Regions from separate parts of the Mus musculus genome. Here regions 2 and 3 are each linked to region 1. A link is a loop called in an ENCODE intact Hi-C map of the cell type or tissue named here. Cell type or tissue: left cerebral cortex. All regions are shown on one strand.

What was found. Hi-C counts contacts between places; a loop is a spot of excess contacts. Peaks named below come from ENCODE experiments on the same cell type or tissue, not always from the same donor. Only the 100,000 strongest peaks of a DNase experiment are listed, where the experiment ranks them.
Region 2: it touches region 1 in a loop (2.1-fold over the local background); 7 of 42 quality-filtered maps call a loop at or near these places.
Region 3: a loop joins it to region 1, with 2.8 times the contacts of the local background. A loop is called at or near these places in 7 of 42 quality-filtered maps.

Annotation. Positions count from the first base shown.
Region 1 is chr15:32,717,411-32,719,910 of GRCm38, reverse strand. No RefSeq gene overlaps it. Among named protein-coding and RNA genes, the nearest start is that of Gm41289, 54 kb to the left of the region's middle. In left cerebral cortex, a CTCF peak has its summit at 1,068 (motif pointing right); DNase peaks (open chromatin) are centred at 1,114, 1,530 and 2,044.
Region 2 is chr15:32,568,147-32,570,646 of GRCm38, reverse strand. Sema5a (sema domain, seven thrombospondin repeats (type 1 and type 1-like), transmembrane domain (TM) and short cytoplasmic domain, (semaphorin) 5A) reads right to left here. Exons shown (of 23, transcript NM_009154.2): 10 at 1,800-1,935. Among named protein-coding and RNA genes, the nearest start is that of Gm41289, 200 kb to the left of the region's middle. In left cerebral cortex, a CTCF peak has its summit at 2,266 (motif pointing right); DNase peaks (open chromatin) are centred at 1,505 and 2,265.
Region 3 is chr15:32,432,036-32,434,535 of GRCm38, reverse strand. All of the region lies in intron 3 of Sema5a (sema domain, seven thrombospondin repeats (type 1 and type 1-like), transmembrane domain (TM) and short cytoplasmic domain, (semaphorin) 5A), which reads right to left. Among named protein-coding and RNA genes, the nearest start is that of Sema5a, 190 kb to the right of the region's middle. In left cerebral cortex, a CTCF peak has its summit at 1,062; DNase peaks (open chromatin) are centred at 658 and 1,390; H3K4me3 peaks cover 443 bases; H3K27ac peaks cover 691 bases.

The sequences.
Region 1 (2,500 bases):
CTCCCTCCCTTCCATTTTGTGCATGTGCGTGCATGCGTGTGTGTGTGTGTGTGTGTGTGGTTTTAGGTATGAACCCAGGGCCTCAGTCATGCTAGCTAATATTCTACCAGCGAGCTACATCCCTAGCGCACGCCATCATTTACTTATTTTCCAGAATGCATCCCATCTCTTCATCCTACTTATTGCTATTGTTTTCCATAACTTGTGTCCTGCCATCAACTTTGTGATTAAATTCTTGTATACCAAGGTGGCATTGATATCAGGCTATGGCACTTTTTGGAGGTGAGACCACCTAGAAGTTTTTGTTTGTTTGTTTGTTTGTCACTGAGGGTCTAAGGTACCTTGTGTGCAGCTCCTTAGGGGAGGACAGATTATAAACTGAGCAATCCTGGCTATGTCATTCCTGGTTCAGATTCCAAACCATTGGAGCTACTCAATGATGAGGCTTTAAACGTTTGCCTTTTCATTAGGTAATTTTTTTAAAAAGTTAAAACCTAATTACATCACTTTACCTGCCTCCCTTTCTTCCCTCCAACATCTTCTATGTCTAGTCCTCACCCCTGCCTCAAATTGATGGCTCCTTTTTTTTTATTACTTTTGTATGTGCATAAATATATAAATACAACCTACTGAATCTGCTTAGTGTTGCTTGTATGTATTTGTTTTCAGGGCTGAGCACTTGGTATTAGATAAGCAATTGGGAGTCTCATTCCTGGTAGAGAGGAATTCCTCCTATCCCATCCTCAGTCATTGGGTAGAGTTCTTTGTCTACAGGTGGGACCCTATGGTATTTCCTCCTTCCAAGTTAGAATGTTTATTGGTATTGACGACACATTACAGGCCTTGCTTAGGCAGCTGTATTGTGGAAGTATCATAGTTTTGGCTTAAAAGTCTAAATTTTTAAACTAAATCTCCTTTTTTGTTTTTGTTTGTTTGTTTGTTTGTTTGTTTGTTTGTTTGTTTGTTTGTTTTTGTTCTTTTGTTAAAACAGACTACTGTTGCTTCTGGGCCATAGATGCAGACATAGCCCACCCTTGACTGTAGCATGGGTCAGTACCTGACCATGGCCTCGAGGTGGCAGCATAGGCTACTTGCATCAGGCTGTTCCTCACCACCCTTGAATTTCTATTTCCTCCTCTCCTCCTAATGCACCAGTTATCCCAATTCTCTTTCTCTCCCAACTCTCTACCACATGCATGCTCACTTTAGTTGTGCTCACCACATGGCGGCTGGCATGTCCCTGGGAGTCTTCAGCCGGTCTGCTGTTATGTGGTGGTGACTCCAAACTTTTTTTTTTGCATGTTTTATGTGCTTACATTTCAAATGTTGTCCCAATTCCAGGTTTCCCCTCCATAAGCCCCCCCCCCATCCCATAATCCACCCCTTGCTTCTATGAGGGTGCTCCCACAGACATTGTGTCTGTTTTTGTATCAGCAGATGGGATGGATCTCTAGGTGGGGCGGTCTCTGCATGGTCTTTCCTTCAGTCTCTACTCCACTTCTGTTTTTCTTTTTTCTTCTTCTTGAGTCAGAACTTTATTTGGTACCTACAGCTGCCTGCACCTCATTGTTTATCCAGCCCTGGCCTCAAACTCAACATCCTATCTCTACCTCTCCAGTGCGGGGGTTGGAAATACATCATCAGCTCTCCTAACTTAAAGCCATATTTTCTCCATCAGTGTCACTGAATTTTACAAATAACACAAACTAAAATTTACAAGTGCATTTTAAAATAACTTATAATTTTACCAATTTGAACTTTACAGCTGCAACAGTAAATTCTGCCACCCAAAACATTTCCATGCAGTTCTTCTGTCAAAAGAACATCCCTCCTCCTTCTCTCAGCATCAGAGAAGCCCACATCTCTTTTCTGTCACCATGATGTCCTTTTTTTCCCAGAATGTCCTATGAGTAGAATCATGAGATATACCTTTTTTCTTTTCTTTTCTTTTCTTTTTTTTAGGGCGGCTAGCTCATTTGCCTTGGTATAATACTCTTGGCTTCATTTCTGTTGTTGCGTGCCAGCATTTCTTTCTTTTTATTGCCAAGGCACATTCCATTTTATGGTATACCACAATCTGCTTACTCATCCACTAACAGCTGGACATTTGGACCCCCTTCCATTCTTTTCCTACTGTTAATTTTACCCTATGCATTTGGCATACAAATCTTTGTATGGACATATGTTCTCATTTCTCTGAGTAAATATTTAAGTGTTGTAGGACTCTGTAATAAACATACAGCTTGATAAGAAACTGTTGAACTGTTTTCTAATGCGGCTATTCCATTTTGATTACCATCAACAATCTGTATTTCTCTGCGCTCCAAATCCTCCCCTACAGTTAGTATTGCCATTGAGTTTAATCACTGTAATAGGAGCATAGCAGTATTTCAAGTTAGCTTCACATTCCCCAGATGACTAATGATGCAACCACTTTCTCCTGTGCTTGCTAAACTAGAATGTCTTGTTTTGGTAGAGGGTTTGCTAAACTCTTGTGTCT
Region 2 (2,500 bases), 150 kb after region 1:
TATGATACTCAAACTACTTATCTTATTCTTAGCCTCATTCTCTGATAAAAGTCTTAAAATATTGAAAGGAAAAAATTCAATTGTAATTGATTGATGATTACCAAAATCTACCTGTAAAAATTTAAACTTTTTCTAAAGCTCAGTTTTCTTGGAAGTCATGAGTTTTATGATTTGGGATGTTAAACCACCCAAAATTGGAAGGAAGGACTGACTGTCTTATATCACTAGTCAATGATTGCTACTAACAGGAACTTAGTTGATTGAGATTGGGATTTTTCCTTTGCTGGCAGTGGTAAGATCCAAGCTTAACCACTAAGCAGCTGTGGCCCTGGCTATTTGACCTGCCTGGAGACGCTATGCCCCTCTCTATACATAGAACAGTGTCATTCATGTGACACTGATGCCACATGTATAGTCACAAAAATGACACATCAGACCAAGTATCTGGAACTTGATGATGTTAAATATTTTGCCTGTGTTGTTAGTAACAGACCCACAGAGAAGGCTGCTCTTGTGTGTGCTGCATTAAAATTCTTATGTCGAATCTATCTCTCGGCATGGCAGTAGTTGAAGACAGGACCTCTAGGAAGCATTCCATGCCATAGGAGTCTGACCCAGTAGGATGGAGGAAGAAACACCAGGGATGAGTCTTTCTTCTAAGGGATGATGTAAGGAAAATCTTGTCATCTTCAACACCTTTGGTGGTTTGAATATGCTTGGCCCAGGGAATGGCACTATTAGGAGGTATGGCTTTTTTGAAGCAGGTATGGCCTTGTTAGAGGAAGTGTGTCCTTGTAGGGGTAGATTTTGAGGCCCTTCTCCTAGCTGCCTTGAAACCAGTCTTCTGTTAGCCTTCAGAACAAGATGTAGAACTCTCAGCTTCTCCAGCCTTGTCTTCCTGGATGCTGCCATGGTTTCCACCATGATAATAAGGTACTGAACCTCTGAAACTATAAGCCAGTCCCCATTAAACGCTGTCCTTTATAACAATTACCTTGGTAATGGTATATCTTCACAGCAATAAAAACCCTAAGCAAGACAACACCTCACCAGAAAATGATCCTGCTGTTACATTGATCTTGAAGATATAGTCTCCAAACTGTGATGAAACAGGGGACTCTTTTTTTTTTTAATACTATCTAAACTGCAGTATTTTGTTACAGTAGCTTAAGCAGATGAATAGAGCTGTGGTCTGAACTAACAAAATAAACAGCACCATTGCCAGGTCTCTGCTTCTTCTGAGCACTGGAGGTGGGATGCTTCACAAAGACATCACAGCTTGAACATTCTAATTGGGTGACGGAAAGATGAATCCACACCAGTCAGATCTCTTTTCCCAGCAGCCACTGCCACAGTCCCCCTTCCCAACAGGAAGCCTCACCATACTTGCCAATTAGAGCTCGAATTCTGTTTGTCAAGACCCATTGCTCTGTGCCCTGGGCCCTATTCATTGGAACATCATTCATTAAGGATCAGAGATTTGGGGCACACAGTCCATCATCATTAGCACTAATTGAAGCCTGGATTCCTAGCCTACTGCAGAAGACTGCCCTTTTTCGGTTAAGGATCAGTCACCACAACTCACAAAAGCCCCCCTTTTTCTTTTCTAGGCGCCATAGTCCACAAAAGGCTGTGTTCTATTGATACTCGCTAAGCACAGGATGGTGCTGTGCTGTGGGGGGCAGGAGACCGCAGCTGCACTGTGCATGAAGCCAAGGTTTAATTGCTCAAGCTCACTATGTTGAGTTTCTTCATTCTTAAAAGAGGATTCTTGTAATGCCCTCTTCCCCTGAGATTACCTGAAAATTGGGGTTGGGGTTGGGATAAGGCAGCCAGGCTGAGCGAGAGTTTTCTTGGTACTTGAAGGGTCCATTGAAGGCCTGTGAGATGGCGCTCAGGTTGAAGACACAGACAGCAGAGGCAGCGATGCTGTTTCTGGAGAATGAGAAAGGAGAAGGAACAGGCTGGTCAGAGCCCACAGTGACTGTTGACCTCCACTGATCCCAGGGTAGCATCTACCTTTAGCTATTTCAAGCTCACTTGAGGCTCTTATATATAGCAAGAGGTGAAGGCAGGGCAACACCCAGGGCTTCCTTGGGATTTCCTCATGTGAAAACAAACATCCAGATAATGAAGTAGGGATCCATAGCAGATATGACCCTACCAGCTGGGACTAAATTCACACAGCTACAAGAGGAGCAACAAGGGATTTTGAAAAGCTTCCTGAATTTTTAATTCCAGAGATGACAGGCTTTGTCTTCCAGTAGGTGGAGCTACCCATCCATTTTGCCACCTCTCTTCCACCTGTATCTCTGGCTACTTTAGGTGGCCATTGGCCAACCTCTGATTTCTATTAATTCTCCAGGTGTTTGTGTTTGTCATTCTCTAAAAAAATAATAAACTGAATGTATCTTGCAGGGAGTGCCTGTCAGATTTGTCTCATTTATTATTTAAAGGGAATTATAAATCTAAAGGCAAGAAAAAAATTAAGAAAGTACTG
Region 3 (2,500 bases), 290 kb after region 1:
AACTAACCCAGATGTCTGGGAGCTCCCAGAGACTGAACCATCAACCAGGCAGCATACACTGATCCTAGGCCCAGGGCACATACATAGCAGAGGTCTGCCTGGTCTGGCCTCAGTGGGAGATGTGCCTAATCCTCAAGAGACTTGAGACTCCAGGGAACAGAGATGCCTAGTGGTGGGGAGCACCCTCTCAGAGGCAAGGGGTGGAAAACTGGAATAAAGAACTGTGGGAGGAGGGACCAGAGGGGAGGCAATGGCTGGAATGTAAATAAATAAAATAATTTAAAAAAAAAAAGAAAAAAGAAAAAAAAATCCAGTCTAGTATTTTTAATTAATTTAATTTATGTAGGTAGAAATTTTGGCAGCATATTTATCTGTACACCATATCCCTGTGTATCTTCCATCCCTGTGGAGTCAGGAAGACAGTTACAAGATAACATGTGGGTGCTGGAAATAAAATCTAGGTCCTCTGAAAGAGCAGCCAGTGCTCTTAACTGCTGAGCCATCTCTCCATCCCAGAGTCTCTATACATACACTGTTAGAAATCTCACCACCAAGACTGTAGTACTCCAAAGCTCATTACACATTCATGAGATTCCCTTGTCATATGCTCTGCACAGACAACCTGATGAGGCCATGTGGTCAGAGAAGCTTGGTCTCTGGCTATAAGGGGAGTAAACCTTTTAGTGTGTGAATGAAAACACACAGGACAAAGCCAACTCTCATGGCTTGCAGAGAGATGACTTGTGTTTTGCTTTATCTGATCAAAGCCCCCACCCTATTCACACACACCCAACGGTTAACGCACAGACTATGAAAAACAAACAGAGCAAGAAGCAGCTGCAGTTGTGAACTGATTTGCACATTACACAGTTAGGGACTGTTCCCCCAATTCCAGCAGCGGGAAGGCAGGGGTCATGATTCTCAGGCAGGGTAAGAATAAGTCTGAACCATATTACTTGGATGTGGACAGTTCTGGAAAGTCAGAGAGTAGGGTTATTTGAAAAAATAAAATATCTCCAGAACACGGAAATATTTTTAACTTTGCTCAAAGTCGAGTTGTGGCTGCACAACAGAATTACACATCCTTAGGGAGATATCTTCCCTTCACTTGGAGTGTGAAATGCTTGGCGATATCAACCAAAGCTTCACAAATGTATGAAGGCAGAGAAAACTGGAGACTCTGAGAATTACAAAGCAAACCACGGAATACCATCCAACCATATCGCTCCCACCCATGCCCCTCAAGCAACAGCTACATGGCCCTTGCCAAGAGCCACAGTGCTGCGAAGGGTCAGCGACTCTGTTGCAGCCAAAACTATTTTTAATTTGTGCACTGGGTGGCTGAATCAAAGAAAAACAAAAAAAGGCATCTCGGGAGGCTAGGAAAAAAGGGGCATATGGAAGTAGGCAGGATGTAGCAAGATAGAGCTAGAGAAAACACAGTATTTCATTGGCTGCCTTAAAATTGGTTGCTAAAAAAATCCCTAGGATGTCCATGTTTGGCTTTGGAGGAAGGGAAGTCTTAAATAAGGATGGTAATGACAAACACGTGCGACATTCACTACAGAGTTTCCACCCCAGTTCTCACTGCTGTGTAAGTTAAATTTTTTTCATAGCAGGCATCTTTAATAACCAACCGTATAAATTTATTATTTCCATATGTTCTCCTTTTTTCTTTTTGCTCTAAATTCCAAACATTGACTTCAAGAGCTTTCAAAAGCTGAATTAAATCAGAAGAGACAGTGAGCAATTTTGCACAAATACCTTGAGAATAAGAAACTTGCATCATATAAAAAACGGTGTGAATAACGCATCTGGCCTCTAATACAAACTTATTTTGTACCATTCAGTTCACCAATCAGGCTTCAAAATGTAGGTGAGTTTTTTTTTTTTTTCTTTACATAGATCTTTCTTGAGAGAGCATCACATACTCACAAGGATTATCCCAATTGCATTTTAAAGCTTTTCCACTGAGAAATATCTTGCTTTTAACATGTCCCTTGAGGGAAAACCAGCTTAAGAGGTTTCAAATAAATAGCTTATCAACATCAAACACTATTTAATCAGATCAAAGATGTAGTGTGATTTAAGCTGTAGAAAGGGTAAATTACTTTGTATTGGGTTTAACATTGTTTAATTATACTGTACACAGTTTTGTGCCTTGGGTTCTTTAAGAATATGCTTAGCTATTTTCCCATTATCCCTTCCATAAGGCACTGACAATTACCCACGGATCACTCTTTTCTCCCTAGTTGTTCATGTATAACCATTGGCACTTCCAGCCACTCTGGATTCATTTTAATATATAAAACACAAGAATGGGGAATTACCACTGTCCCTGTTGACATCTCACATTTAGTTGAGAATCATCTGCTTGGGCTACTCTCTGGGTCTGTTTAATAGAGTGTCTTCCCAGCCATTTAGCAAAAAGTGTACTAAGGAGTCTTCTCAGAAAATACCCTGTGTGAAATGTAAGGTACAGTGTCCTTTAGAGACTCAC